Linked DNA regions of Mus musculus: regions 1, 2 and 3 are each linked to region 4. The links are chromatin loops, found by intact Hi-C in ENCODE. Cell type or tissue: left cerebral cortex. All regions are shown on one strand. Region 1 has its middle 27 kb from the start of Trabd2b. Region 2 has its middle 5.9 kb from the start of Gm40228. Region 3 overlaps Trabd2b (TraB domain containing 2B). Region 4 overlaps Trabd2b (TraB domain containing 2B).

Evidence for each region. A loop is a pair of places that touch in the nucleus more often than their neighbours do. Peaks named below come from ENCODE experiments on the same cell type or tissue, not always from the same donor. Only the 100,000 strongest peaks of a DNase experiment are listed, where the experiment ranks them.
Region 1: a loop joins it to region 4, with 12 times the contacts of the local background. A loop is called at or near these places in 2 of 42 quality-filtered maps.
Region 2: it touches region 4 in a loop (2.6-fold over the local background); 6 of 42 quality-filtered maps call a loop at or near these places.
Region 3: a loop joins it to region 4, with 4 times the contacts of the local background. A loop is called at or near these places in 4 of 42 quality-filtered maps.

What each region holds. Positions count from the first base shown.
Region 1 is chr4:114,375,577-114,383,576 of GRCm38, forward strand. No RefSeq gene overlaps it. Among named protein-coding and RNA genes, the nearest start is that of Trabd2b, 27 kb to the right of the region's middle. In left cerebral cortex, no CTCF peak of the experiment used is centred here; DNase peaks (open chromatin) are centred at 3,157, 3,921 and 4,154; H3K27ac peaks cover 1,839 bases.
Region 2 is chr4:114,348,512-114,356,511 of GRCm38, forward strand. No RefSeq gene overlaps it. Among named protein-coding and RNA genes, the nearest start is that of Gm40228, 5.9 kb to the left of the region's middle. In left cerebral cortex, no CTCF peak of the experiment used is centred here; DNase peaks (open chromatin) are centred at 4,810 and 5,674.
Region 3 is chr4:114,508,481-114,516,480 of GRCm38, forward strand. All of the region lies in intron 2 of Trabd2b (TraB domain containing 2B), which reads left to right. Among named protein-coding and RNA genes, the nearest start is that of Gm33710, 88 kb to the left of the region's middle. In left cerebral cortex, a CTCF peak has its summit at 4,432; DNase peaks (open chromatin) are centred at 4,862, 5,709 and 7,153; H3K27ac peaks cover 1,502 bases.
Region 4 is chr4:114,455,723-114,463,722 of GRCm38, forward strand. The region is part of intron 2 of Trabd2b (TraB domain containing 2B); the gene reads left to right. Among named protein-coding and RNA genes, the nearest start is that of Gm33710, 35 kb to the left of the region's middle. In left cerebral cortex, a CTCF peak has its summit at 4,101; DNase peaks (open chromatin) are centred at 4,093, 4,888, 5,567 and 7,382; H3K27ac peaks cover 4,100 bases.

The DNA of each region.
Region 1 (8,000 bases), 80 kb before region 4:
GGGGTATGAAAATTCAGAGTATGCTTCCTAGAAGACGTGGCTACTGCTTTTGTGCATCTTCCAAACAGAACTAAAGTGAAGAGCATGGTGGGGATCTCCTGGAAACCTGGGTCCAACTCCCAATGAGGAAAGGGAAGGCTGTCATTCTAAAAGGCAGAACTGTCTAGAGACAGCTCCCTGTAGCTGGAGGGATGGAAAGAGCGCCGATCTCCTCTTGAAATGGAAAGCCAAAGGGCACGGGAGTGGTGGGGACGTGGTCCTCATGGCCTCCATGAGCCTAAACTCAGTGCAGTCTGCAAGTTTGTGATTTAAAGATTCTGTGCTAGACTGCAGATGAAAGCAAAGATTTCTCTGTACCCTTCCTTCCTTCTTGCCCCCTCCCCCCACCAGTCCAGACAAATTCTGCCCTCACTTCTCTGTATTGGCAAGGACACTGTTCAGCCCCTGCAGGCATGAACTTCATTTCCAAACACTGATTGCAGATATTATGTGACTAAGTTTCTGTGGCTCCCTTCTCCCTTTTCAGTGGGAATAATGCCATGTGATTGCAAAGGAATACTGCAAGGAATAGTGGCTAGGTGTGTCTCCTCGCTGGCCTCTAAAGGCTCCTCCCCAACCCCCAGCTCATGTCCCTATACAACACACTCTTACCCAAGCACAGAGTTGACTTTAGCTTAGGACATCTTCTTATATTTTTGTCCACTTAAGTAAATCCTACCTATCATCTTAGAATTCATTCAGAAAGTCAATGAAATAGTCTTCCACCTCCCCCTTCCTCCTCCCTCTCCTTTTCCTCTTCTAAGATATGGTCGGCTGGGATACTCCTTAATGCCACTATTTATAGATATTTACCAAGTACTCACTCAGCACCAGGACTATCTTAGGCACTGGGGCTACATCAATAATAAGCAGTAGCCATCTTTGCCACTGGTGTGTTTATATTGTAGCCAGAGACAAAGAAAATGAACATAGAAGCAAAAAACATACACAGTTACTTAGGGATGGCTGTAAAATAATCAAACAGGGTCGAGTCTATGCAATGGCAGAACAGGAGCTCTCTGGGGGACACCTGACTGAAGACTTCAGTTATGACAAAAGCCAGCCCAGGAAGACCCTGGGGGAGAAGGTAAGCAAACAAAGAGGTTCAAACCTGAAGAACTTGATTTGTTCAGGGAAAAAAAGTCCTTGTGGCTGGAACAGAGACCAAGGGGAGAATGGATTGTATAACATGAGGAAGGCAGGCGAGGTGATGGAAGCCATGATAGGGACTCCAGTGGGAAGCTGGAAGTGATGTACAACACTGTTTGATGATGTACGACAGATCCCTAGCTCTTGCATAAAAAATAGACTGCAGTGAAAAGGCTGGAAGCAGCGAAAGAAGCAAGAACCTACTGCAGTAGAGTAAGCCCCCAGGATAGTGGGCCAGGCTTCCACTATAGCAATGTGCATAGTGAATCTGACAGCTGAGTAGGAACTGTGACACTTCCTCGAGTTGATGCTTATTTACCCCGAGGGCTTTATCATGGAGGTGTGACAGATCCATTCAAAACATTTCATGGGACCTTTATAGAAATTGTCAGCTATTTGGCCGTTGTAGTTTCTCCTTGTCTATGTCAGAAGCAGGCTGGTTTCTAGCTTGAGGTATGCTGAGGAACGTTCTTCCTATAGGTTCTCTGGATAGTCAGATCTTTGAGGGGCAGAGTCAGGTGTCTAGATACTGGCAAGTAATCATTTTATCTCCCTTTCCAAGCCGAACTCAGCCTCCTCCACCGATGGGACTTACCCAATCTGATCAGTCAATAAGAAGAAACGCCTATCCTATCTCTTAAGCTCCTCTAAGACTTGGCAGAGAGGCTTAAATGCTTAACGTAGCCATTATTAGAGTTGTTGGCCATTTTGTTCTGGACTCAGTTTCCCTCTCTGGTCGGGCAGAAGCTTGAACTTAGTGACTTACAATGTCTTCTAGCTCCCAAGCTCTCTGGCCTGTTTATAGTACTCTGTTTCCACTCAGAAACCCTTGTACATCTGCTCCTCATGGAGAGAACAAAGCCGCAGTGTCTGGATGAAGCCGGTTCTGCACCGGGCCTCAGTCCCACAAGCAGAGAGGCCCATTCGGAATCCTCTGAGGAGGGCAGCAGAACCCGACTATGGTCTGCTCTGCCCTGTATGTTCTGGAAAGCGCCAGCAAAGCCCACATTCCCAGCCCACGCGCTGGAGCAAGCCGTCCTCTCTTTGAAACTTAAGAAAGTAGCAGGAACAGCCATTTACCTGTCACATGGTTTTCATAATTTCCCTGGCACCTTTGCTAATCATTGAAGCGGTTTCAGCAGGCGCTGCAGCAAGCTCCAGGTCTGACGTGAATGTGCTGGACCGCAGCTTTTTTTACAGTGAGATCTTACAGGACCCCTCCGTGTCCAGCCACGGGGGTCTGCTTATGAATATTTGAGGGTCCTGATGAGACCCAGTAAACTGAGTCTCGGGAAGAAAAAAATTCATCAAGCTTTGGGAAGTAAAGTCACTATAAGGCTAACTCTACGCTAGAAAAACCCAGGGTGGCTAAAGGAGAGAGGGACAAAGCATTGCAGACAGCTGAGAAGCTGAGTGACTCAGGGGTGACAGGAGGCAAAGTATTCAGTATAGGCCCATGTGGTCTCAAAATGAGACTCCTGTATTCCCTTTCTCCCCAGGGATTAATGTGTGCAGTGCCCAAGAGTACAGGGGACACCGTGAAAGGATGTTAGCCCCTGTTACTTCCCTGGGCATGTTTCCTCATCTGTGCAGTGGGATCCACAATGCATGTTCTAGCCATGTAGCAAAGGGGAGATGCGTTAAGGACAACCCGTAGCTGGTTTAGAACATTCTAAATTGTTTGCAGAGTATATTTGTGGTGGTGGGAGGGGTGACATCGAATACAGTTTTTTCTAAAACCTGTTTCACTTCGTGCCCACCTCTTAGCCCTGAGTAAGGGTTGGGATAAGCAGCCCCGGATCCCTTTTGGTACCCAGTGGCCTGCTCAGACTCTGGGGGAGGCATTGCTACAGCAGATTTCCTTGGGCAGCCAAAGAGTCTGAGCCCAGTGAATTTCCACAAGCCCGGAGGGCCCCACTCAGAGCCTCACACCTAGGGGAACTTGAGATGTTGGCCAAGTTCAGGCTGTGGGAGGGAAATGCAAGTGCTGTGTCGGCTGGATTTGGTGGGGAAATGGGCCTCCAGGGTGGAAAACGAAAATAAAGACAAGGATTCTTGCTGTAGCTTGCTCACTGAGAGATACAATCCTCAGAGCCTCCTTTCCCCCATCTCGGCCTTTGGTTGGAGAACCGAGCTTCTATATCAGGCCCAGCGGAGACGCACCTCCTCCAGGCAGCCTGCTTGTATAATTCTAACTCTGTTAGTGTTAACAACCCCCAGGCCTTGAAGTATGAGCCCTTACACTTGGAACAGCCTGCTTTCTACAACTTTGGTTTGATGATTTTGATTATATACTTCCACCAGGTAAGGCAAAAAATAAAATCTCCATTTATTGACTAGCTACTGTTCACCTCATCCTGTGCTAAATACTTCTTGTATGGTCTCTCACATAAACCTTGCAGCTGCCCTCCAAGGTTAGGACCATTGTATTGTGTCTATCATATAATGACAGGCTAAGTGGGGTATAAATTCTAGAATTGGATCCCATACCTGCTGCTCTAGGGTTTTCTAGTGTCAAGTGTCCTTTATGTCAATGTGAATTTCCCCATGCAAGAAGAAGAATGGTAGTGCGTTTGGGGAGTGCTGTCTGTTAAGAATCCCTCCTGCGACTCCTGAGCCCCAGGGGTGTGTTCAAGGCTTTGAATGGCCATGCAGAAAAAATACAGAACTTACTTTCCAGAGCTTAGTGTGTTGGAGGGAGTCCAAGCACAAGACAGTTTGTAGCAGTCCTCCAAGTCCATGGCCACACACTTTGAAACATGCCATCTCTAAAGAAAAGGAGCCCAAAATGGCAGTATCCAGGGGCTAGCTCTCTGAGGCACTTCCAATATGGCTGTGTTGGCTGAAAATGAAGTGATGGATGAGGGAAGGAGAGGCGTAGAGACTGAGATGAGCATGAGAAGATTCAGACAAGGAGACAACAGCTACGGCTGCAACCCAACACGAGCTGTTAACATCTTTTGTGACCACAGAAGCTCGTCTTTGTGGCCAAAAGCACAGTATGACTCTGAGTCATGCTGTCCAGAGCTGCAAGCAGGATGCAGTAGCTGAAATAAATATGAGGATGTGTCTCTGTGGTGTGGAAACAGGCAGAGCACAGCAAAAATCTTCAGTTAAAAATTAGATGGGCACCAATGGAACACTAACCAGTGATCTCCTTAATCAGGCAATATCTTACCACCCTGGTGATCCCACATCTACCTTTTCTGTTTTCAGATATTTCTTATTAATGTTAAGTGTGTGTGTGTGTGTGTGTGTGTGTATGGGTGTGTAGGGATATGTACATGAGTGTAGGTACCCAAGGACGCCAAAGATGTTTGATCTCTTGAAGAGGATTGTAAGCCATCTGGTGTAAATTCTCTGTAAAAGCAATATGGATTTCAATTGCTGAGTCATGTCTTCAGTCCTCTGTCTCCATTTTCTCAAGTCTTCTATGTGGACTCATTTGTCAAGACTTATTCTTCTTCTTTTTTTAAGTGGGTAGTTATAGTTTGTTTGTTTAATTATTTATTTATTTTTAAATTTATTTATTCATTCACTTTACATCCCAATAACAGCTTCCTCTTCTCCTAGTCTCCCTCCCAGGTCCTTCCCCACTCTCTTTCCCCTTTTCCTCTGAGAAGAGAAGACCACCCCCTTTGAGTAACATACATACACACACACACACACACACACACACACACACACACACACACACACGCGCGCGCGCGCGCGCGCGCACACACACACACCAGTCACGCAGGTACATCCTTTCTCACTGAGGCCAAACAAGGCTGGCCAGCTAGGGAAATAAAATCCATGGGCAGGCAACAAATTCAGGGACAGTCCCATGCTCCTATTGTTGGGGGAACCATGAAGACCAAGCTGCACATCTACTATTATGTGCAGGGGTCCTAGGTCCAGTCCATGATAGCTCTTTGGTGGTTCAGTCTCTGGGAGCCCCTTAGGGTCCAGGTTAGTTGACTCTGTTGGTCTTCATTGGGGACTCCCTATCCTTCAAGAAGACTTCTTTCTTCTTCCTTTTCATTTTCTTTTTCTAATGTAACCCATGCTGGCCTTGGATGACTTTAACCTTTGATCTTCTTGCTTCTACTTGTCAAGTGCAAGAATTACATGTGCCAACATACTCCGCCCATATGTGCTGGGATCTAATTCAAGACTTTCTACACAATGGAGATAGTGGTTTGAATAAGAAAGTCCCCCATACATTCATTTTTAATGCTTTGTCCAAAGTTGGTGAAATTGTTTGGGAAGGATTAGGAGGTGTGGCCTTATTGGAGTGAGTGTGTCATTGGGGGTGGGCTTTGAGATACCAAAAGCCTACACCATTTCCAGTTAACTGTCTCCTTCTCTGTCTCTATCTCTATCTCTATCTCATTTTTGTGGATCAGATGTGAGCCTTAAGATTCTGCTCCACACCATGCCTACCTGCCCAACACCATGCCCCACCCATGATGATCATGGACTTTAACCCTCTGGAACCTGGAACCATGAACCCCCAAATTAAATGCTTTCTTTTATAGGTTTCCTTGGTTGTGCTATATCTTCAAAACAATAGAAAAGTAAGACACTAAGCAAGCTTTAACCCAAGAGTTTGTGCATATTAGTAAAGCACTCTACCAACTGGGCTATATATCCAGTCCCCTGTCAGAATGATATCTGAAGACTCCATGTTTTCTTCTCTCTTCATTAAAAATCCCCAAATCTGTTTCCTCTCCCAAAGAAGATGCTGGAAACAAGATGCCAACATCTGGACTTGAAATATTGGTACCAACACTAGGCAAAGAAGTGATCCTGCTGAATTCTGCCCAGCATGGAGCACTTGTAAAATATTAGACACTGTCAGGAACTTCTACCAGGAGAAACATGCTGGTGTGTCAACCTGTTGACAAACAGATGAAAAGCTCTTGGAAATTGTCCTGTGAGACATAGGTAAAGGAAAAGATCAGGGCAGGCCAAAATCAACATCTTCAAGCAATGGCACTATGGCCTTTTTATTTTATCTTATCTTATCTTATCTTATTTTATTTTTAATTCATTTTTTACCCTTCATATTTCATTCCCTACACCCCTACCCACCCACCCTCTGACTGTTCCACATCCAACGCCTCTTCCCCACCCCACCCCATATCCATGTGGATGTCCCCACATCCTACCCCACCTGACCTCTAAAATCCCTGGAGCCTCCAGTCTCTTGAGGGTTAGGTGCATCATCTCTGAATAAACACAGACCTGAAGTCCTCTACCTTATGTGTGTTGGGAGCCTCAAATCAGCTGGTGTATGCTGCCTGTTTGGTGGTCCAGTGTTTGGAAGATCTCAGGGGTCCAGATTAATTAAGACTGCTAGCCCTCCTACAGGGAGGGTTGCCCTTCTCTTCAGCTTCTTTCAGCCTTCTTTAATTCAACAACAATATTCAGCTGCTTCTGTCCACTGGTTGGGTGCAAATATCTGCATCTGACTCTTTCAGTTGCTTATTGGATCTTTTGGAGGGCAGTCATAAGAGATCCCTTTTTGTGAGCGCTCCATAGCATCAGTAATAGTGTCAGGCCTGCGGACTTCTCCTTGAGCTGGATCCCACTTTGGGTCTGCCGATGGACCTTTTTGTGGAGTCTGAAGCAATGTTCCTCAGTGTGTGGTCCCTAGGCCAGCAGTATCTGCGTCACCTGAGAAGAGGGTAGAAATATAAATTCTTATATTTTGCCCTGCCAGAGCAACTAAGTCAGAGACTCAAGTGGAGCCCCTCTAAGAATTTTAATAAGGCTTAGGGAGTCTGAAGCCTGTGAAGATTGGTGAGCCACTGGCTTGTATTCCTGTTATAGTGCTTTCAAGAGGCAGCGTTATTATTGTTTGCTACAAAAAAACACCTCAGAAAGGACACTTGCTGGGTCTTAGAACTCACAGCAGATAAGTTCCACAACTGGAGACTACATCAACTGGGGTTCTGCGTGGCAAGTCTTCTGTCCCCAGGGACATTCCATCTGGGCAGGGGGAGGAGCTTCCTAGAGCAGGCAGGTCTGAGGGTTGTGCCCAAGTTACTGAGAGAGCTGCCTGCCTTGGCCTAGAGAAGGCTTTAATTGGCTCATTAATAGCTGTGATTAGTGAGAAAGGAGAAGCCTTTATCTTTGAAGTCCAGAGGCTGAGCTGGAGCTCATGCAGGGGCCATGCTGTGGCTAATTAAAGCTGAGCCATGTTTCCTGTCAAGGCCAGGAGTGTTAATGGCTCCAAGCAAGAAAAAAAAAATGAAGCTTCAATTTCCATTGAGAGGTAATGGATAGGATCAGGAGAGTGAAGATGAGAAGGGGCCACTTAAAGGGGCAGAGCCCCTGGGTGGAAGCAGGGCTCAGGGACTTTCTAAAGTACCCAAGGAGGTATTCCTGGCCTTGGGGTGTCATGGGATAGGAGGGAGGTTCAGATTCCCACAGGAGAAGCCCTAAGACTGTTATCTTCATCCTTCTTGTTACTGTGACCTTGAGTATTTCAGCTTCTAGCCTGATTACACCTGCTCAGGGGAGTGTGAAGTGTAAATGATGAGGGATGCTGGGTAGCAGTCCTGGAAGCAACAGATCTCAGAGCCCTTGAGGGTTCTGGATCCCAAAGCCTAACTACAGCTATTTCATCAGGCTCCTTTCCTTCAAAAATAGCCAAAGAGCCAAACACACGGCCCAGTGTTTTATAGGAAGACTCTCTTACAGTGCTCTTAGTGGGTAGCTTAGCCACTTGACATACACGTGAGCAATGTACCAAACAGCTATAATTTAGCTATTCATGTGGCCAAGTCTCAACCTCATCCTTGAACCTGTTTTCTTGGAGC
Region 2 (8,000 bases), 110 kb before region 4:
TAAAACCAAAGCATAAACAAACTCTATATACAGTGAGATTGACTAAAATCTTAAATAGAAAATATATGGAAAGCAGAAGTTTAGGGAAGGTCCTGACTATCCTTACTTGGGATAACCTAGGAAGACCTAAAGGCTGGAAAAATGGCTAATATGGTGAAGTGTTTAATTTACAGACATGATTATATATGAGTGTAATATCCAGAACCTGGGAAGGGAAAAACCTTGTGTGCTGAGGGTCTACGGGTAAATTTATGGAGCTTTGTCCAAAGCAGCCAGGCTAGCCAAGTTGGTGAGCTCCAGGTTCAATGAGATGCCTGCTTTAGAAAATAAGGTAGAAAGCAATTCAAGAAGACACATAATATCAAACTTAACACACACACACACATACACACACACACACACACACACACACACAGATGCTAAACAATGGAGAGGAACTTTGTAGGCAGAAAGGTGTTGAGCTTCAGGGAAGGATTTCTGAATCAGAGAGATGAGCAAATACTGAAGTATTCATGAATAAAGACAGACAGGTCAAAAAACAGAGAGGACCACCTCTACATGCCAGGAAGCACTGCTGGTTATAGTCTGTCTATCAAAGGCACTGACAGGCCTCCTCACTTCCTGCTCTTCAGAAAGCATCCTAGTGACATCTTTTGAGGCATCCAGAGAACACTCAGGCTTCCTTAGGCAAGACCGTCAGGTTTCTCCCGAAAGATACACAGAATCTGAGCATCATTTTATTCTCTCGTTAGACCAGTGCAGATTATTCATCAGTGCCATGGGTCTCAGAACAGCCCCCACTGAATAAGTCTCTCAGATACACCCTACCTCTTTCCTTTGACTAGCCTTCCACCATTGAGGGAATCTTATCTTACCTGTCGGAAGCAGGGGTGGGAGTGAACCCCAGCTTACCAGGCTTCTCTCCTACCCTACCCTGCTCATGCAACTGGGTAAATCAGCCCACCCAGTCCATCTGGAGGATGGAGAACTCCAGACAAATTTGGGGTGATTGTAACAGTAGCGTTTGCCCAGCAAATTATACTCCATGAGCTAATTAGGAAGGGATTGTGGCCCTCAGCCTTAATTAATATCTAGTCTCCAACAACTTAATCCTGGGTGAAATCATAGCATGGATCTCACCCGAATACTGGAATTCTTTCCTCCTACAAATCACCTATATAAATACATATATTTTAATAGCAGCAATTATAAAGTTCTCTGCCAACTTCTGGGGCTGTTTAACATTCCTGGATTGAGGCCACAGCTTTTCCTTGGTCTCCTCCCTCGCCACAACCGAGGCCTAATGAATAGTCACTCAGGCAGTTCTGCGTGCCATGTAACCAATATCTCCTACCAGTGGGTCTTCGCAGGGATTTAATAAGCAGTCTGGGAGGACGGCCTGAGGAGGTCCACGAACCTAATCGTTAACTCTGAGGCCTAATCAGCCTCTGCTTCCCACCCAGAGTCCCCCTCAGCTATGGGGCCTGGTCCTCCCAGTAATGGATGGAAAATAGGCGATTTCCTGACAGTTAGCAACCAATTTTCCACCAATTAGCTGAGAGATGGTGGTCTCAGGAGGGAAGGAGATGGTTCCAGCATAAGAAACTGGCCTGGAAGAAAGAAGATGCTAACAATGTAGAAGGCCAAGTCTGAGAATGAAAGGCCTTGGGTCCCCACGCCTTCTTCTCCTTCCCCAGGGCAGCCTCACCTTGTATCCCTGGGAAGGAATTTCTGGGGACAGCGACTGTACTGGAATCCCTTTGGGATTCTTCTCAGTGAGCTGTTAAATGACAGTCTCCCTCTTATCTCTTTTTCAGGGCAGATGGACAAGGGCCAGTTCCCCTAGTTCTCTTCACAGTGCACAAGTGACAGTTATGAAATTCCTCCAAGGCTGTGGTGACTTGATTAATTCCGAAATCAGAATGCTGTACCTTAAAATTCCTGAATTTGGAGCTGAACAGGTGGTTCAGTTGTTAAGAATATTTGTCCCACAATTACAAGGGCCAGAGTTGGGAATCAAGTACCCAAGTGACAAGATGAACATATCTGCAAATGTTTATAATTTCAGCTCAGTTTCCCCATTTGTAAAGTGAAGATAATAGTATTGCCTGTGATAACGATTGCATGGAATAATGTGACATTTTATACCTTGTAACATAATTCTCAATGAATGAGTAGTATTATTAATTCCATGAATTATTAATAATCAATGAGTGGCAAATATATGTCAATGGTAGGACTCACCTGTATGAGAACCACCAGCTCTGACAGTCCTCTAGTTGTTGACATGACCCCTCATTTCCTGCCACCTGAATGACCATTGTCATCATTGACCATCTGGCCTTATACCCCAAAGAGACCTTTCTAAAAGGCAGATGAGCCTCTGCCCATATGTCTGCCCTAGTTGAGCCCCTGCAGGGGTGCAGCCTGGAGTGGGCCCCTCCAGTATTTTAGACTCAGTGAAACTCCTTTCCCATATCTCATAAGCCATTAGTAATATGTTTCCTGCTGTCTTCCTAGGCTCATCTCTCACTAAGCCTGGCCCTATTACTTTGTTTTATAACTTTCATTTGTTGTAATTGAATATGCATACCTGCATATAAAGTATTTTAATCAAATCTATCCCAGCTCCTCTTCCCTCCAGATCCTCCCCTATTCTCCCACACTTTCCCCTCCCAATTCACGTTTTCTTAATACCGACTGATTTATTTAGTGCTGCCTGTAGGCATCTCAGAGCCTTCATCTCTAAAGAAAACTGAAATTCCCCTCCCATACTATGCCACTTTCTTATAATGCCAACTGAGGAACTCATTACTGGCTGTAATCCTGTAGACTTGGACCTGCCTCTCTGAATAGATGTGAGACTCTGTTGCTTAGCTGGCAGGTATAGGAGACACATAGGTCCCCATTTCCTCACCCTTGCTGCAGGGCCACAGGGATGCTTTTCAATGAGTGACTAAAGGCATTGCTGACATGCTCCTGAGTCACAGAAGAGAGGTCACCCTCAGAACCACACTGCATATTTGGATTCGACTGTACTTTCAACTTTCTTACAATTAGCTGTTCTCCTCTGGTAACTGAAGGATACATAGTTCTTTCCATGTTTTAGGGTGTGGGACAAGAGTAACAACAGTGAGTGTTTGATGTACACTTTCTATGCCAGATACCCCATTGAGAAATTTTATATGAATTATCTAATGGGATCACCTAATTTGTCAGAAGGGCTTTAGGTGCACTAAATATATAGTTTACCACACAAACTGGGACTCTTCTAGAGTAAACTTAGCACTAGTAATAACTACACAGGAGCAAGAGGAAAAACCAGGGTCTTTTCAGGGAAAGCAGAACAAATAAATAAAACCCTAAATAAAAGTAGCTGCCCTGTGTCTTAATTAGGGTTACTGTTGTTGGGATGAAACACTATAACTGAATCAACTTAGAGAAGGAAGGTTTATGTGCCTTATGCTACCACATCACTGCTCAGCTTAGAAGGAAGGCGGGGCAGGAACTTAAACAGGACAGGAACAAGAAGGCAGAGAGAGGCTGATGCAGAGGCCATGGACAAATGCTGCTAACAGGCTTGCTCTCCCTGCTTTCTTATAGAACCCAGAAGCAAAATGGGGTGGGCCCTCTCATATAAATTACTAATTAATAAAATGCCTACAGCAAGATCATATGCAGGCATTGTCTCAAGTAAGACTCTCTCCTCTGATGACTCTTGTGTGAAGTTCACATAAAACTACCCAACACAGCCTTATTTTAAAGTGAGTCTTTGAACTGAAGGTGAGGATAGAAAGCCACTGGAAAGTGAAGAACCACACCCTGGTGTTCTCCATTTTTAACATAGGATTTCAAACCTCTGACTCTAATCACATGGGCAAAACTGTTCATGATGTAACATGGAACTGTGTTTCCTGACAGGAGAAATTAGGAGCAGTGCTCCCTGCTAGGGGTAGAAGCAGATGACCTCCCTGCAGAATGCCCTGCAGTCACATGTTCAAGTGTGTGAAAACATTTTACCCTCAGACCTGTGCTGGGTGCTAAGGAGCACTATTCTGCAGCCCCACCATGTTACTTCGGCTGACCCCCCAGATCCTGTACCTCAGGCACTTCACAACACAAAGCTAGAAACCCTAACCCATCCTTCTTCTCCTAGTCTGCACGAACATCCATTGCCTGCCCTTGGGGAAAGAGTTCAGTGTGAATCAGTATTGTGCTTTTAGTCTTGAGGAGGCCTGAGGAGGGCAGCCCTTAGGGGAAGACCATACAATTATTATCCTTCCTGGCTTTCTGCATCCCTAGGCTTCATTTTCTCTGAGTGTTATCCTATCCTTCTGGCCTTGATTGCTGTTAGTCCTTAGGACAACCTTGTGCATTTAGAGCAGGGGCCACCTTCACCTTACCTAGGCAACATAGTAAAGGTGGCCCTGGTGGAGGGGGTTCAGGTGAGCCAGCTCTGGGATCAAGAGGGTACAGCATTTGGAAGAGTGGGCCCTGTACCTTGACTGAGCAGCACAATAGAGTTGGCTCTAGAGGCAAGGGCATGAGAATAAGAGAATTGATCCTACCTACAGCTGATATCAGCATTGAGTGACCTAACCAAGGCAGTGCTGAGAAAATCGAAGAACTGACCAGCTTGCCTACACCCAGATCCAGGGCTCTAAGTTAGTCCATCCCAAAACCCATATCATTTTTCAAACGTTGCAACACATAAAATGGTCAGTCCTGTTGATCCAAAGCTGCAGGATTTCCATGACCCAGAACAACAGGAAAACCCTGCAAAGTCTTGATGAGGATTTAAGTCAGAAATCTCAAACCAAACCAATGACTCATTGCAATGAACATTTGCAAGTGAAGATGTGTGGGCAGAGGGATATACTGAGGGACACACTGTGACATACTAAAAGTTCTATGATGAAATGTTTTCTATGTTTTGCTTCATTGTTGTTGTTTGTGTGTGTGTGTGTGTGTGTGTGTGTGTGTGTGTGTGTGTGTATGTGTGTGTGTGTTTGTTTATTGGGAGGGTCAGATTGTAAGGGTGAAGTGCAGATATGAGGGGATGGATTAGGGTGCAAGATGTCAGATTTACAAAGAATCAATGAAAAGTTGAAAGAAAGAGAGAGAGAGAGAGAGAGAGAGAGAGAGAGAGAGAGAGAGAACCTTAGCAGGGTATATTAGTTCAGGATACACATAGGCAGCTCCATGCATCATAATCTACCGTCTACCCTTGTCAAGATGCCCAGCTAGCTCAATTTTGGGGATATGCCATCATCTTATAGTCACATTTGTATTAAACAATAATAGGAATGCTATTTGCTGCTTCTACCATGAGATGGGATAGGAAAATGAAGAGACAAGACTGGGGAACTCTGAAAGTCCATTTGACTCACTGGGAAATGTGAATGAGACTTGTCACCAGCAGCACCACCACCACCCCTTCATCACACACACACACACACACACACAGAGACAGACACAAATCAGTTTGTAACAAGGGCTAAGTCTATGTCCATTGGGAATATGCCAGCTACTCCCCTTCCTTTCTCATGTTACTTTAGTCTTGGTGTTCTTCTGAAAGTCCTCCCTCTCTAGCCTTCTGCCCACACACAGGCACACACAGGCACACACAGGCACACAGCTCACTTCTTTGTACTCACTACAAGAGAATACAACAATGAAACTCTGGAAAGAACAGGATCCTGGCCACTTCCAAGCTGTGAAATGTGACAGAATCCCCTCTGAGCCAAGCCCTGATAAAGTCCTGTTCTTTACTCTGGAGTATTTTAGACAGAGCTTAGTCATACCAAGAAAGTAATGTACTCTGGTGTCTCAGACAAAAGTAGAGCTATCTTTGGTCAGGACAGAACTGGCCTTAGGATCCAAGAAGATCCCAGGGGAATACTAGATGGCAGTAGACTGAGTGTGTAGGACAGTTTTTGTCATGCTGACACAAAATAGTCATCCGAGAAGAGGCTCAATCGAGAAAATGCCCCTATGATATTGGCCTGTAGGCATTTTCTTGATTGTTGATTGATGATTAAAATGGAAGAGTGGTGATCCTGGAGCATATCAGAAAATAATCTGGGCAAACAGGGGGAGTAAGTCAGTAAACAGTGTTCCTCCATGGGGTTAGCTTCAGTTCCCACAATGGCTTCCCTCAATGGACTTTGACCAGGATTTATAAGCCAAACAAATCCTTTCCTCCTTATGTTGCTTTTGGTCATGGTGTTTTATCGAAATAGAAACCCTAAGACACTGGGGATGAGAGAAAGAGAGAGAGAGAACAGGCACTCAACAACCAGTATGTGTCTGGCCTTTGAAGCCTGAATATGTAGCTTTCATTTTGTTTCATGGTCAATTCTGTAATTTCAAGAACTCAGGATACTAAGTATTATTTGAATTTATTACTCCATGATCCCAAGACTATTTTATGACAGTGACTCAAAAGACTCATGTCTTGGGAACCTGAGATACTTGGAATTGTCATATTTCCTGCGACATGGCCATTCCTGTGCATTTCTTTTAAAGAGGTATTGAGCACATTCTGCATATATTTATCTCTTACACTTCTTTCAGTTATAGATTACGATTATCCCTGTTTTTCAGATGAACTGAGGCATGAAGTAGTGAGGTAGCTTTCTTGAGGTGACACAGTAGTACCTAGTGGCCCATGACCAAAACTTCCAGGTGATAAAGGTACTATACCCAAAAAGTCAAGTTGCCTGGGTGACCCACAGCTACTTAGTTTTACACTCACCTTGAGGTTCCCACTCAACCAGATGTCTCTGTCCTTAACTCAAGCTGTGTATTGTGATAAGAACCTCTCAGTGACTAGTGTTATTGGGATGTACATAGTTTTCACTTTGAATGCCAGCCTTGATTTCTCCTTTCTTTCCAAGGCAGGTTCCCTCCCTAGCCTCCAGTTCTAAATCCCCCAGGCAAAACCAGGCATATTCTTTGGGCTACAGTCCAAGTTTACTTAAGAAGAGGAAAATGTGATTATAGAGATTACAATAGTTTTAAGAAACAGAGCATCTATGTACCCATGCATGACCACAAAAATGCTCATCAGCTTTGGAGCTTCCTGTTGGGACCTTTCAAGCCTTGCCTGAAGCTGGTTGGCATAGGGTAAGAGATAGGGGATCAAAATGAGGCCAAGTAGCCGGTTGATGTTGTTCTTCTCCTCCTTGCTCTCGAAGAAGCCCGGAAAGAAGACCAAAAATACCCTTTCCCTGCATCTGCATGTCCTATGGTCATAATCATGAAACCATAGCTCACTTCACATTCTCAGAAGAGGAGCTGTGGGGGGCTAGCGCTCAGGTGTGTGTGTGTGTGTGTCTGTGTGTCTGTGTGTGTGTGTGTGTCTGTGTGTCTGTGTGTCTGTGTGTCTGTGTGTCTGTGTGTGTGTGTGTGTGTGTGTGTCTGTGTGTGTGTGTGTGTGTGTGTGTGTTATGTGTATGCACAGATGCCCTTATTCATGAATGAGTGGTAGGTGTGGTGAAGAATATAGAGAATCAGGGCTCCTCCTCCTGCTTATTCATTCATCCCCTTAGCCTAAGCATTATATGGAGAAGTGTGCTCTCAGACTCCTCCCAGGCCCAGCATGGAACTCTAGATTTGGATGCCTGATTAGGAGAGAGTAGAAAGGGACTGAATAAAAAGACTCCGAGGAGGCCATAGACTTAACTCTTTCCAAATTTCTTTTGTAAAAATTTTGTGGATTTATTTATTTTCTAGGAAGGGAAAAAAAAAAGAAAACCATTAAAGTAAAATTCCTGGGGCCAGGAGCAGTCAGAAGTCTGACTCATATCTCCTGCTGGGCAATTATCTGGCATTTAGCACCCCTCTTCCCAGCACTTGTAATTAGCAGGGAAATGAAGATGCTGTCATCCTACCTCCCAGCTTCTCTCTGCTACCCAGAGGCTATGGGAGAGGCTCACTGAGGGTGGGGATCAGAGCAGCAAACTGGATGGTGGCTAGATATCAGAAGGGACTTCCAA
Region 3 (8,000 bases), 53 kb after region 4:
AGTTCCTTAAGGTTTTAACACTACAGTTGGACCATGCATGTGCCTTGCTGTATTGTGTCAGTGTCCTTCCATGATGTGGTTCCCTTCTGAGTGGATGTCATTGTTTCTTTGCAGTTCACTCTCTGACCACAGCTTGAAAACACATTAATAGCTGCATAAGCTCTGTTTCTAGATGACTATCTTTTTATCACATCTCTGTTTCTGACTTTTAGGTGATTTGTAGTTCTATAGATGATTCTACCACAAATATCACTTCACTTCGGGTAGTGGTTGTATGGCTCTAACATGTATAAGTACTACTCAAAAAGGATGCACATTTCAATAGAGATTGCAGCATCCCTTCAAGGAAGTTCCCATTAGTCCCTGTTTTCATGACACCAGCCAATACAGGGTACTGTCTTTGTGAAAGGAAGAGAGGAAGAAGTGAAAGGGAATGAGGAAGGATGAATACACACACACACACATATGCACACACACACACACACATGCACAAATATATCTGTCTCTTATAAAGGACCAAAGCCAAAGGGGCACTGGTGTTTCCCTAGTAGAATTCTCATTTTGCAGAGCACCTAAATCCTGTGCTATAGCTGAGTTCTTGTGCTTTGAGCCTTCACTTATATTTCACCATTTTGTAAAGTCCTTTCCAGTTGCCTATGCAGACCCACCCAGAGTCTCTTGCTCACTCCCAACATTTTTCTCCACCACTACTTTGATTACCTCTGGTAAGCATGACTTTAATGTATTCTCTTTGTCCCCACCGAAGTGTATTTAATATGAACAGGGTCACATATGCCTCTCTCACTACTAGATCTATCTGGCACATAAGGAGAGTTCAGTAAACATTGGTTATTACCGAATTGGTGAATGAAGGTATGAATGCAGGAGTGGCCCAACCTGTAACCCAGAGCCAGCACGTAGTTGGCACTTACATGCATATTTAACAAGTAATCACAAACGTGAATGAGTACTGTTGCTGTCATCAGTCTCTGAATAATGATAGCACTCATTGACAGCCCCCACCTCACCACCCTCTCAACTCTTTTGGCAAGTATAAGCAGGTCTTGGGCCAGAGGTATTTCTAGAATTTTGAAAGTATTCTTCTGGGAAGCCATACTGTGGCTTTCTTGGGTGCACCTGAAGCTCCTTTTCCAGAAAGCTCTGATCCTAAGGCCTCAACGTTTCCTAGCCCATTCCCACTATGACTACACACTGAGCCCTGCTCCCAGACTGGCCCTGTGCCCTTTATCTTAATGATTCCATGCTCCCTCCGGGCTGGGAGCATCAGGCTCATCAGTCTGCACCAGTGGCCCACAGCCATAGTTAGCTTTCCAGGGTTGCTAGGCTCGCACGCTCCATCCCTGGATCTCTCCTTCATCCTCTCCTAATCATGGCTACGATGACATCACATTGCTCTCTGTAACAGTTTACATGGATCTTTCCCATGAGTCATTTATTTGATTTTTCCCAGCAGCCCTAGGATCTGAGGGCTACCCCCCGCCACTACTTGAGTTGAGGCTTGGAGGGTGAACAACTTTTTTCAAGGTTATGTGGCTACTCAGTACAGAGCAGACATATCTCCCTTGTGACTCTTCTTTACAGCCACAGTAGGAATTATGAAGTGACCCTTCAGGAGGCTGAAACCCTGTGGGGCAGAGGGAATATTGGGTCTTTTCAGTTTCCATAAGCCTTGATTCTCAGTTGTGGAACATTATGTCTGTCTTGGGTTTCTTCACATGTTTATTCTGTAAATACATGCTAAATGTTTCTGTAGCACACCGTCCAATAGAAAGCTCAGCAGGAATCACAAGAATAAAGAGACATGCACATACCCAGAGGCCAGGACATTTGCCTGGGATCTTTGTTGGAGCTCAGGGTCAGGTCAGGCTGTCAGACGGCTTGGGCTATTGAGAAAATTCAGTAATATACCCAAGGACAGAGTGACTTACTTTGGCTTCCTGAACTGAAGGTTGAAATTGTAAGTTTTATGAGCAACATACGCGGAGTCAATGTGTATGACAGGGGTGGGGAAAGAGAGAGAGAGAGAGAGAGAGAGAGAGAGAGAGAGAGAGAGAGAGAGAGAGAGAGAGAGACTGTTGAGGACATGTCCTCATAGAGTAGGAATTTCTAGCCTCCACTGGACTGAGAACTAGTCTCCACAGAATGCTGACATTCTGATGACTCTGAAGAGAGTTTGCTTCCTTTGGGAGCTGGTCTCCTTTTGATACTCATACTCAGCCTGCCCTAGACACATTCCAGATCTCTCATGGTGAGCTTGAGCTCCACAACTTGGACCCTGCCACAGACTTCAGTACTTTGTTAGAAAGAGCCTATTTCTTTCCATCATCCCATCCTCATGAGGCTGTGTCAGCAAGGGGAGATGTGGGTGGAGCTCTCAGGTCAGAGGCAGGAAGAGACTTCTGAAGACACGAGACCTTTGCACTCCTCATTCTTGGGCCTCACTCCTCTCTCTGAAGTGAGTGAACAAGAAAGAGCATCTTACAGGTCTCTCCCTGCTCTGCCTTCCCAGTCTTCCTCATCTTCATCTCTCAAGAGCAGTAAGAAGAGTCTATGTGTTGATTTTGTCTCCCTTATTCCTTTGTGTTTGCATCTCCTATCTTGTTACCTCTGTGAAAGGCCCCATGAGGTACTACACAGAAGTGAGGAGAGGTAGGTAGAGACGGAGCTTGAATTCCTATTTTCATAACTATGATAGTCGAGATTTGTCTGTATTGGTTCTCATAGCTCCTTGAACAATCGTTGGGAATGGTACCAGGATTCTGACCACTGTTTCCCACCATGTTCTTCCTGGTGCCCATGTGAAACCTCTAGGTGGAAGATACTTGTCTTCATTTAGTTGAGCATTAAACTTGAGATGGTCTCTCGTGTATTTACAGACAACCTTACAAATGACCATGAACTTACACCTGGGCCATGGTGACCCAAATTGAAGTACACCGTGCCCTTTGGTTGACACTATCTCCCTTTTTTTTTTTTTTTTTTTTTTTTGTTATGGACATACCAGCCACCTTCATGCTAGCTCTTTCCTGAAGAGGTCAGTGGGGTGTTCCCCCAGCCCTCTCTTCTGCTGTTCCTTTACCTTGAATCATCTTACTCCTCTCTACTTCGGAATTCCTAATTATCCTTTTTGAAAGCTTTCTTGAAAGCTGCCTTGGTGAGTGTGTTACCAGGCTACTCACCTACTAGCCATATTGTCTGTTGAAAACTCAGCATCTTATGCCATTCCCATCTCTTCATGAACTTATGAGCTGCACACTCTCCCCTGACCCCCGTGACGCAGACTGTTCCTTTCTCAGCAGCTCACAGTCCAGCCACTATCAGTGCCAAGGCATGTGACAAAGAGCTCACCATCCCACTGTCCCCCTAGCACTGGCATCCTCTCATGTCTCATGTAATGAATCCCAGTGTTTTATCTTGAGAAGCCAAGAACCACTTCACTGCACATTCAGATATTTCACAAGTCCACGGCTAGAGTTCAGCTTTTGCATGAGCTCAAGTGGGTTCTGAACTAGTAAAAGAACATCCTAGGGAAGGTTCTGTTCCTCAGGGCCTGGCTCATAATAAACGGTCTGGATGCTGCTTCCTTGGGCTTCACTTAGTCACCAAAGCTATGTATTATTAGACATGAGTTCAGACTTTCTCCCCAAGAGTAAGAAATCAGTTATGCAGTTATGTGATCTGCACACACACACACACACACACACACACATCCATTGTAGACACATCTGAAAGATGATACCAGGTCTTGAAAGACAACTGATGTTCTCCCTTCCTCACTACCCTGACCCTCTGGCTTGTTCTATGTTGCACAGTCCTCTCCCCCAACCAAACACCACCTGACACCCCTGCTTCTTTAGTTATGGAGTATGTGTAAATTCTTGATACATAAGCCCCAAATGGATGTAGCTGATTTAACACTTCTAAGGAAATCTCAACATCCACAGTCTGATGAGATTATAAGTAGACACATGTTACCTTGTATCAGATGTAGCATGGCTTAACCAGATATCTCTGGAAGCTCCTCAATAGGTGGAGGCATATATACTTGCCTGTCCTTTGGCTCTTCCCCTTCCTTGGGAAGGCCCTGATCATTCCAGAGGGCAATGACCTCATGAAGATCCACAGTGTGTGGGTGCAAAGACCAAAAGACTGTCAGGAGGGAAGGAAGGGGTGGGTCACCAAGGCAAAGAAGCACTGGGCCTGAGGGCTGGGACCAAGATCCCAGAATAGTTTTCCCTGTAACCTACTCATACATTGTAAGGGCCATTGCCTGCTTTTCTGTCTCGTCTATGAGATGAAGGACAGGACCCAGACATCCCACTTGTGCTGACACCCCCCTGGTGGGCACAGAACATCAGGCACTAGTCTTCAGTGAAAACACTAAACCTAGTGTTAGCTGTCTTCATGCTGGCAAGCATTCAGTCCATTCAGGGTTCAGTGTCCTGCTCAGCTGACATCCTGGTGGCAGGATGGGAGAAGGGGTCTTTTCATTTTATATTTTTAAAACTGTAAATTTTGGAAGTGAGTGACTTCCCTTGCTGTCTGTGAGCTAGTTGCCCCTGACCAGGTTTCAATCCTTAGTCTAGATCTGGTCCCTGTAAGTGTAGGGATAGAGAGCCAAAGTAAGTCTTAGAGGACACTTGCCAACTGATACACTGGGTTTCTTGGACCTGTCTACCCCTCTCCTCTTTCTACTATAGTAACTCTCAAGTCCTCTTAACTCCTTCAGTAAATGCTTACCTTGGTTTTCTTCAACTATGGGATGGGGATGATAGTAGGTATTCCATGTGTTCATCTGTGAAGACTAAGAGAACCCAGCCCATGTAACATTCAAAGTACCATCTGGCATGCAGGGCAATGCCAAAATATCTAAGTTAGACATTGTTGCTATGACTCTTTTGGTTCCTATGCTGTGTGTCCTAATTTAAAGGAGTGTCTCACTGAAGTTCTAAGGCTTTCTGAAATTTATTGCTTCTCTCTCCATCCAAATGTCTTTCCTTATCTGATCAGACTGGCATATGTCCACTTTTCCCCCATACTCAACTCAAGATGGCCTACCCTCTCTGACATCAAGTGGAAGAACCCACCAGATGCCCTGCTGCACTTGTTCTACACTGAGCTGTTACACTGTCTTGTCACTTGCTTCTACACTGGCCCATGGGTTATTTAAGAGCAAGAACCATACTAGACTCAGGACAAGGACATACTAGGACACAGGACAAGATTTGGAGCATGCCATAAAGAATAAGAAGGGAACATGTAAGCAAGAAGTTTGGTGACAAATGTCATAGTAGGGGGACAGGCAGAACAGAAATGGAACCCAGGAAAGGGATTCATATCACTGAAGTTGGTTGACATAGAGTTAGGAATTGAAGAAAGAAGGATGAGGATGTAGACTTTTTGGCTAGTTTTGAACATTTCTTAGAGGAAATCAATTATTCTGCTAATTCCTATGGGTTTCCTTTTGCAACTCAGCAATGTCATTGTTATGTAGTTTGCTTTATGGGTTATTATCATCAACATTGGCCCAGGTCTGCATCTCTAAGGTGATGGAGCTCCACCCACTACTCCCCATACTCCTGCCCTAACTTGTATTATAACATCCTCCACCCTGGGATGAAGATGCACTGCTCCCCTACGGCCACAGGTGGGATGGGAACACAAGAAGTCCCAGCCAGCACACTGTGGGTGAATGTTTAGCTTCAGGTTTCCTGGGCAGCTAGACAAAGACACTCATTATCTGTGGTGAGTAATTGAGGTGTTAGCCCAGATCTTGGGAAACTAGTTGGGATAATTACATCTGTTCAGATTTCTGCACAGTTTCTGTATCCTGGCTATAGCTGACTGATACACTCAGGTTCCCCTTGTATCTGATGGACTGTGAGCATTAAAGGACAGTCAGTTCATGTTGGTCCAGGGATGGAACTTGTGTTATCAGGCTTGGCAGCAAGCTTTGCCTCTTCTTGATGGTTTTCTAATCCTAGGAACAACAGATAGTCAGGGTAGAGAATAGATGCTCTTGGGAGCCTGTATACCATCACAGTTTCACCTTTCCTTATGAACCACATGATACACATCTGCTTATCAATCCCATTTCAGCAGCTGATTGGTTATTAGTTTGCCTTCCCCACCCCACCCCCAATCCTGTATATGAGATGTCTTTTGCTCAAAACCAGAAAACATTTGGTTTCTTTTATGACCAACAAGTCTGGAGATGTTTCCTTTTCTATCTTCTGATAATCACAGAAGTAGCTATACTTCTTCAGTCCAATTGTATTGAGAACCCACACAATATAAATATACGTGACCATTTAATAACTAGTGGTTACCTACAAGATGGAAGAAATAAACAGCTGAAGAGAGAATTTTATAATATGAGCTTCTTATGGAGGTTATGAGGATAGTGTGAGCCCAATTCATTTATGAAAGAGAGGATAAAAAAGGAAGTGGATCAACCACAGGGCTCTCCCTGGAGGCATAAAACATTTCTCTGACCACTATGTGATCCTTATAGGCAAAGTCAAAAATGAGGATCCAGGAATAGTAGTTGCCTTGGTTAACAGGCTCCAATTTGCTAACAAATAAAGGAAGACATCTCAAGTTTTATAAAAAGACTGAGGGTACATGCCAAGCTAGGGAAACTGAGACTTCCCATATCCTTTTTGCTGATTGCACCTGACCGAAGAAATAATTCCTCACTCTGGACCACATGTCAGAGTTTATAGAACCCACTCAGGATCTCAGTCTATCATCTCTCCCACTTTGTCCCTACCTCCCTCCTTCCTTTCCTCCCTCTCTCCATCTTTTCATCTTTTCTTTCCATCTTCCCTCCAGTGTTTACTGAAGAGCAGCCCTGAGTCAGGTGCTCCACTAAGCTAAGCAGGGCAGGCCAGGCCACACCGGCCTTGACTTCAGAAGTTCAAGTTGTTTAAAATTAGAACATGACACAGTTCCTGTATGTACCAGATGCCAGCAGTGCTTGGGGACAGCAGAGCACCTCGATGTTTTCTATAAAAGCATTTCCTTTTCCTCACTTCACGTTGGGAAAGAATTCAAGAGAGAAAGAACAAGGCGCTGGTGTTTTCTCAGGAATCTGACTCACCTCCTTCCCCCTCCAACAACAGCATCCCCTTTCCTGCCCCTGAGGTATGAAGGCAAGTCCAACCCCATTCCAGGCCTCCCCAGCATCTTCTCCCAACAGAGCGTCAGTTTCAGTGGTCCATCTCCAGAAGCTTTGTTATTGATTCCAGCCACATTTTGCAACACTCTGCAGGCTGCTGGTGTTTAAAAGCAGCACATTTCACATTTGCTTTTTTGAGCCCGTTTCTTGTTGTTTCCCACATATTTCCAGTGAATGAACAGATTAGTAAGTGCGCCTCTCTTTTTATTTTTTTTTTTCCTTAAAGGACAAAAGTTAAACATCCTGTTCTGACTGCAGAGGAACTTTTAAGGTTTCTGGAATCCATTAAAGCCCAAAATGTCACAGGAAAGTTATTCTGGAGCTTGCAAAAACACAATTTTACACTTCTGATGTCCATTGGACATGTTTGCCTGTCCTTGGAAGGCATCATCAGTTCTTTCTTCATTCCCTTTGTCCTCTCTCCTTCCTTCCAGAAACATGGAAGGAAGCCAGATGTGTAATGCTAAGTACTTTACAAACATTCTCTTATTTAATCATCAAACAACCCCTTTGTGAAGTTGAGATGCGCTGGCTAGCTTGACCTGGGTTGCCCAGCTACGAAGCTGTGCGGGAACTTTTCACCTACCTTTCCCATCTTTCACTCTGCCCCCTACCTTCCCCCTAGCAGCTCCTAGATTCACACAGCGAGGCTTTGTCAGCTTCCCCAATCTCTATAGAAAGGAGGGTGTAGATAGTGGAAGCACAGCCACTGGTGTGGTCTAGAGGAGAACTGGAGTTCTAGCCTTCCCTCTTGGATGAAGACTAAGTATCTCCATTTCTAAGTGGACATGCCAACTTC
Region 4 (8,000 bases):
CGGGGACAAGTACCAATGATTTATAGAGAACTACAAAAAGTGAGCCTATGAGAACTACAAAACTGGGCCTGTGAGATGGCTCCACATGTGTGCTGTGGCAGACATTTGCCTGTGCATACACATAGCATCATGCATATATATATATATATATATATATATATATATATATATATATATACATAAACCCACTAAATAAATATGAAAAGGGAAAACCAAATGACAATATTGCTGGTGAGGATATGGAGAAATGGTAAATGGTACAGCCACTGTGGAAATGAGCATGGAGGTTCCCCCAAAAACCTAAAACTAGAACTGTCGGGTCTGGACATATGACCAAGGATTCTATGTTCATAAGGACACTTGCGTATCTATAGTCAGTGTTGCAGGATTCACAGTAACCAGGAATGATCTAGCCTAGATACCACCCACAGATCAATGCAACAAGAAAATGAGGTATATACTCACAGTGGATGCCAGGCCGTAAAGAAATGAAATCATGACATTCACAGTAAAAGCCCCATGCTAAGCAAAATAAGCCAGATTTGGAAACATAATGCCTTGTTTCCTCTCATATGGACAGCTTAGATTTTAAGATATATATGCTTGTATGTGTGTGTGGTGTGTCGTTGGGGGAGGCCTGCACAGGTCAGAGGAAATCCTCTACAATCTATTCTTTCCTTCTTTTATTGTGGGCCAGGGATTGAACTGGGGATGTCAGACTTGTCTGAAAATTCCTTACGCCACTGAGCTTAAGGGAGGTGGGATATTGGGTAATAGAAAAGCAGTAAAGAGAACTGACTGGGAAAGAAGGGAGCCAGTGGTAGGGGCGAGAGGGTAGAATTTAAGGGTCCAGGAGAAGAACACTATAGAAGGAAAATGTATGGAGATTCTATGGTGAAACCCCATAGTTTGAATGCTAACATGAAATTTTAATTTTCAAGAGTGAAATACTTTAAAATCACTTTCTCAATTGCACCAGCATGTTTTAAGGACCCAGTAGCCATGTGCATGTGTCACATGTATTGGAAACCTTGGGCCCAGAACATGCCTGTCCTTAAAGAACTAGACAGTCTAGCCTGCCTCATAGTTTGTCTACTGCTTATGAGAAGTTTGAGCCAGCCGATCCCCATGGTGCCAGGTTACCAAGATGTTGTGGCTCTTCTACCCCTCAAGAGGCATATTGAGGGCCAGAAATGGTGGGTAGGAAGCTCAGCCAAGAGATAAGATCTCCCGAATGAGGATACAGGAAATGATTTTCTTCAGGGGCACATTTAAAGCCTAAGCTAACATTTAAAGGATATAAGGTGCCCAGTTACATTCTAAGTAGAGTGGCCTGGATGACAGTGTGTCCCACAATTCCAAGCTGATGGCTGCAGAATGTGTTTGCGCACATGGGGTACTTCCAGAAAGTCATTACTACCAGAGCAAGGTCGAGAACAACAGGGACTCCCTCATGAAAGGCATGGAATGGCTGGAAGGTGGGAGATGGCCTTCCCTTCTACTCCACTGACTTCCACCTCTGCTCTCAGAGGAGCTCAGACCCAGGGGCCTTGCTGAATGACCAGATCACATGACTTGAGCCACTTCCAGGACTTTGGACCTCAGTAGTTGCTAGAACGCCTGTTTTCTAAGCTGGTTACTTGACAGCTATGAACTTGTGTAACCCTTGCCTGACTCCAGCAGCCCCTGAGAGATAGGGACAGTTTATCCCCATGCTAACAAGAAGAAACAGAAACCTTCTCAGAGTCCCTACCCTCACCCATGACCACTTGTCTCTGACCATTGCAAGTTCTGATATATCATGGCTGTGACTGGATGAGCTACATTCTCTTGGTAGCTTGCTGTCTCGCTCACAGGCTCCTCCCTGAGCTCCTTTGCTCCTGTGCTGAGCCTTTGCATCATTACCCATCATGGATAGTCACCAGCACACATGTGAGCTGTACGATCCTCTTCTACAAACAACTTGCTTGGCCCAAGTTCCCTCTCAGCTCCTCCCAGATCTTGCCCTACCTCCCAATTCCCTATATCGCTCAAATTCAATGAGTTGGACATCCTCACAGTCTCTCCTTTCCTCCTCTCCCCTTCTCTACTCACCTCCCCTAGTCTTCTCAGCTCAGCTCCACTACCACTGCTGCCCTGGGATCACTTTTCCTAAATTTGATCATGCATGCTCTGTTTGACATACCCTCCCTGTCTACACTTCAGATACTCCTACCCCCTTCCAAAGCCTTCAATCCCATGCTGGCATGTCACTTGTTTCAAGTGTTTATAATATGGCACCCACAAAGGTCTTAGGATTTGGGCCAGGATTCACAGGAACTAGGTAGATCTGAGCCAACTGGAAACATGGTGGTTACACCTCACGTTATATTACTAATACTGATCTGACCATCAGGAGCCTTAAGTTTAACATGTTTATGACCAAACTCCAATTCAGTCTTTTCCCTCAGGTTTCTCAAAACCTCCCCTCCCCAAGTTTAATCTCGGTGAATGCTTCAAAGCCAAAGTGCAGGAGCTCACCTTAAGCTGTGCCTCTCTGCCCCAATACCAGACTATGCAGGAAGGCCAGCTGCAATGAGTACTACTACATCCTGCTTCTGCTACCTTCTCCAGTACCATCACCTCATCCTAGCCCCCTAGTAAGTACCCCTCCCATGATGCTGCTTCCTCCACAGCTATTTTGTAGAACCCACAACATTGAGCTAGGTCAGAACTTACTTTTCACCAAGAATCAAGGCCAAGGCCTGCAGTGGACTCCAGGCTTTCTGTTGTTGGAGCCTGGTAGATCTCTTTCTGACTTGCCACCCTCTCCACCTGGCAGCCTCTCCATCTTCCTCTAGTTCTTTTGCTGTTCTGCTACTCCTCAAAGGAGCTCCCATTCTCCCCTCTAGGCCCCCTACCTGGCAGCTCATCTCTGAATCATCACATGGCTGCCCTTCTTTAAAACATCTAGTCAAAATATTCCCAGGACATCCTCAGAAAGTAGCTCTACTATCCCCGTGTCCCTTTTCTCTGCTTCTTCTTCTTTCATGGGAAGGAAACAGATGGGGGCAGGTTGTCATGACCTGACTTTCTGAGCTATCTTTTGCTACCATAATAAACCATTCTAGACTTAATGGATTACTGTCTCCCATCCAGTTCCTAAGCTGTCAGCAAGACATTCTGGCAGTGGGCACTCATTTTGTAAGTTCTCCAGTGCCCTTGGCTGTAACTACTGTGACATGGAAGTTCTGCCCTATGGCATACTCTCAGGGGCTCACTACATAGTGTCTCCAGAAACATGGCTCCTTACTCCAGAAACTTTACTCCTCATAGTACCGCCTAGAAATCAAACAGTGCAAATTCTGCTGGTGTCAGAACCTTTATTCTTGAACCCTGAACCAGAAAACAGACTTCCACCTCAGTCGAAGTAGAAACTAATATCCTAAACAAGATCACCTCTCTTGATGAGAACAGCCCCAAAGATCAGAAGTGGCCCCTGCAGTCTGCTTCTCTAACCTTCTACCCTGGTCATCTGTTGCTTTGTGTGTTTGTATGATTCTCTGAGATGCAGGCTCTGAGCAGGCCACAGCCTTCCCTTCCTCGTTGCTTACCCTGTTCATAAATCACCTGACAAAAACATAATGGACAGAGCAGTGGCCACATGGAGAACAAGCCACTTGTTTCTTTCGAATGTTAGGTTCCTTTGGAAACAGTAGAAATAACCATTATTTTTGTTTTGTTTTATTTTGTGGAGCTCTGGAATGGTCCAAAGCCAGAAGAACTAAAAGGACTCCAATTTGGCTCTAAGATTCTGTAGCTGTGCCTTTCTTTTCCCCACCAGGAACTCCACCTTGCTTTTATTTCTCATCTGAACAATTGTGCCAAGAAGACCATGAGCACGGCCTTTGGACGTCCCACAGTGAATAGCCCACATCAGGGGATCTGCCTGTGGTCTGACAGTGGGGCTCTGGATTAGTCCCTCTCCCTCTCTGGTCCTTGACATCCTCGCTACTCAGCGCCCTAGAAGTGACAGAGGAGTGGATGACTTGCAGCTTTTCTGAACTCTTTTCCAGGACTAGGGCTGCCTGGAGGCTAAATGGGGAATTAGGCTCTGTATGTATGCTGCCAACAAAGGAGTCATGCTGTCACACAGCTGCTCCTAAATCTGTCCTTGGTGGAGCTTTAGAGAGGAGGGAGGGGGCAAGGCATGGCTAACCATCGCCTGCACTGTGCTCCCTCTTCACATTCTCAAGCTGACAGTGGCCTTGGCCTGCATCAAGCTGAAGGACAGGGGATTGCTAGAGTGAGCCAGGAGCTAAACACTGATCCATGGGGCTCACGATACAGAGATGTGGAGTGGTCTACATCCCCGAGGAAGGAGCTATGCTCCTGCCCACCTCTGGGGCTATGGCTTTTTCCAAGCTGACTTTCCTCATAAATCTTAGGCCCCCTGGTCTTTCTCTTTCTTGGCGTCTTCTGTTTGACATGGACGGTATTCAGGGAATTGAACTCTAAACCTTGGCTGGCCGTGCCATACACTTTACCTTCAGGTGGGAGGGCTGCTGGTGTGAGTTCCAGGAAACTTAAGATATACTCTTCAGTCTACACTGAGCCTGAGCACATAACTGCTTGGGTACTGAGATCTGGAAGAGGAGAGAGAGTAAGTGTGGGAGGGGGGAAGAGGAAGAGGAAGAGATAGAGGAGAAAGCCAGTCTATAAGGCAGGTCCATTTTCGTATGAAAACAGTGCAGGGAATTGTGGGAGCATGTAGCTCAGGACAGCCAGAGTAGAAGCAGTTATGCAAGTGCCAGGAGTGATAGGAAAGGTATATAAATAGAAGGAACAGCATGTACAAGAGCCCAGGAGACAAAGAGGAGTATCATGAGGCTCCCTGGAAAACACGGAGGTGCTGGAAGCCACAAAAAGAGGTGTGGAGGAAGACTATTCCAAGAGAGGGACTAGTGTGGGTTAGGGACATTGAAGTACAAAATGCTGGGGGAGGTGGATTACGTGGGAGTGAATATGAATACAGTGAGCAGGGAGGGAGCGCTCAGGCCTTGGTGACATTGGCCTGATGGGAGGTAGCAGACACGGTTTAGAGAGATGGGAATTAAGAATTTGATAGAAGATTTTTTTGCAGTTTCCAGACACTAGACAGTCATATGTTTTTACCAGGCTTTGTAGATGGTGGGAAAGAGAATCGTGTTAGCCTTTTTCCATAAAGTCCAGTCCCAGCCTCACACAGGGACAGGAGCCCCTTGAGTTGCTTAACACCTCCCCCCTTTCCTCTCTTTCTCTCTCTCTCTCTCTCTCTCTCTCTCTCTCTCTCTCTCTCTCTCTCTCTCTCTCTCTCTCTCTCTCTCTCTCTCTCTCTCGTGTGTGTGTGTGTGTGTGTGTGTGTGTGTGTGTGTTCCATGTCTACCAGGTCCCAGACACTGGCTCACAGTGGCTCAGCCAGCCACCTGAGGGCAGCTTTGTAGAGTGAAAGTAGAGGGACGCTTAGTAGAAGGAGACCAGGTGTTACTGTGCATACATTAGATGGTGACAGGATGCCTGCTGTACCAGCCTTGGGAGATCATGTGTGTAACCAGACAGGAGTGGGCGTGACAGTGGAGAGATGTAGACTGAGCTGTTCCCAAGCCTCTCACAGTCTTCTTCAGAAAAGACACGATAAAGTACGACACAGGGCAGGGCTCTGAGACAGTGAGACTCCAGAAGATGGGAATGAGCTGGGTGAGGCAACGGAGTCACCCAGGACTCTAATCCTCCTGGCCCCTCCATTCAAGTAACTGTCTGAGAGCCAGACGTTTCTTTGCTTCTGGGTTCTGGGTTCGTCTTTTGTCTCAGCTTAGCCCTGGCTGTGTAAGCAAAGGCTGCACAGACTTTACAGGAAGAACGTCTCTGACAGGAACAAAACCTTTGAGGAGGAAATCAACTGTGCTCACAAACCTACCAGCCATCAGGTCCAGCCAAACAGGGAAAAATACCAGGCTGAGGGACTCCAGCTTTTTAAGTTTGCCCTTAGGGAGTTGCCTGGACAGCAGTTCCAACAGGGATGTCAGCAACAGACTTGTTTGAAGAGAGATGGGGTTTGTGTTAGTCCTTGAAAGGAGCCAGAAGTTAGACACATAGATGGACACATAACCGTACCAGCTCAGGGTGAGGGCCTGAGGGGCATCTCATCCGCACTTTCAGAGTGGTCCATGTGCTGCCCGTGGGTACCAAACTAACTAGTTTGCAGACTAACTTCCTTCTGGGGAGTACCACTCAGATCTTTTCAAAATATAGGCCTCAGGTACCTGAGTGTCCCCTGAGGGAGCTTTGCCCTCTTCTCAGCATTGCTGGAGGCAGAGAAACAATTTTTTCACAGGGTCTTGAGCTCACCCATTCCAAGTATAGAGCCCAGAAGCTGAGGAAAACAGAAGGCAACTTTTGTGATCAAGAAGTATGTGAGGGGAATATACCGTACAGGAGATCTGCTATGAATGCCATTAGGTCCTCACCAGAAACATAGCGTATCACCCCTATTTTACAGACGGCAACATTAAAGCTCAGAGAAGTTACCTAGCTTTCTCTCCAGGTAACAATGCCTATTGATGTCACCAAAGGAGGAGCTGAGCTTGGGTCACTCTAATTTCAGGCTCTGAGACCTTTCCTCTGTACTGCACTGCTTGCTGGCCCCATGCCTGTCACTATTAATATGTGGTGTGGTAGAGCTGAGCCGTAGTTTCTCCACTGGCAACATGGGGGTGACTGCATACTGGGGACTAGAACTGTATTTCTTGAATTTGACTGTGGCCATGAATCACTTGAGGACCTTGTTAAATTACAGATTCTAGTTTATAAGGTCTTGGCTGAGGCATACCCATGTGCCCAGGACACTGTCAGTCTACAGAGCACATCCTGAGTACCAAAGGCCAGGCCATCTCTAATGGCTTCCCATCCACCAATATAGATACAGACTGGAGTGAAGAGCAGACATCTTGTTCAGACCACATTGATTCTTGGAATTCCTGCCTCATCTATTCAGCTTCTTGGAAGAGACCAGGCAAGGAGGAAATTTCTTCCCCTCACCTTACAGATGAGGAGTCAAGTTCTGATTTAAAACCAGGCTTGCCCTACTGTGTCACAGCCTGGCCCTGGCTCAGCACCCTTCCTTGTCTACTAGGTATCCCTATCATATGTGCCCTACTTTTTTCCTCCTGACAGTGTTGAAGCATCCTTCATGGCTTTAGGGATTTTCTGCTACAGGTGGCTTTGGCATGTGTCTGCTCCTCACAGGAAGCCTGAGACTGGATGGAGCCTTGCTTTCTGGAGGGAGATTCCAGAAGCAGGCGTCAGCTCCACCAGGGGAAGCCAGTCCTCCTGCCTGCAGGCTGGCTCCACCCCAGGACTGGGCATACCATGCTCGTGGGATGGCTTTGGGCTTGTTACTTGGAAGCGTAGATGTTTGCAAATGGATTTATGGTTCCCATGTTTACCATATTGTCAAGGAAACAGGGCTGCAAGAGACTGAGTCACCCAGAGCAGGAAGACTGAGCCTAGCATCTCGGGTGGTCTCCACCACCCAAGCCCAGGGACCACTGTTCACACATGCCAGAGAAAAGGCCAAGTCAGCCCTGTCCTGCAGCTCTAACTGGAACACACCCCCTTTACATAGTCTCTTATCTTCTTTTATCTTCTTGCCTTTCTCTATTTGTAGTTTTTCCTAGACCTCCAAGATACTTAGAAAGAGTTCTTTTATACGAGTATGTACATACACACACACACACACACACACACACACACACCATCTGCTCTTGCTGTGAAGGGTGTCTGCCTCATGGTCATATAACCAACCCTACACTCGCCTATATTGCGCCTGTGTGTATTTTCATGCTATGTGATCCTGTCTTCATGAGGATTTTGCTTATCATCCACTCTTTGATCCTAGGAGCAAGGTTTTATACCCAGCTTATGCTTCTCAGTGGAATACATAGCTACCATTTAATAATGGCTGCTAGACTGAGCCTTCTAGA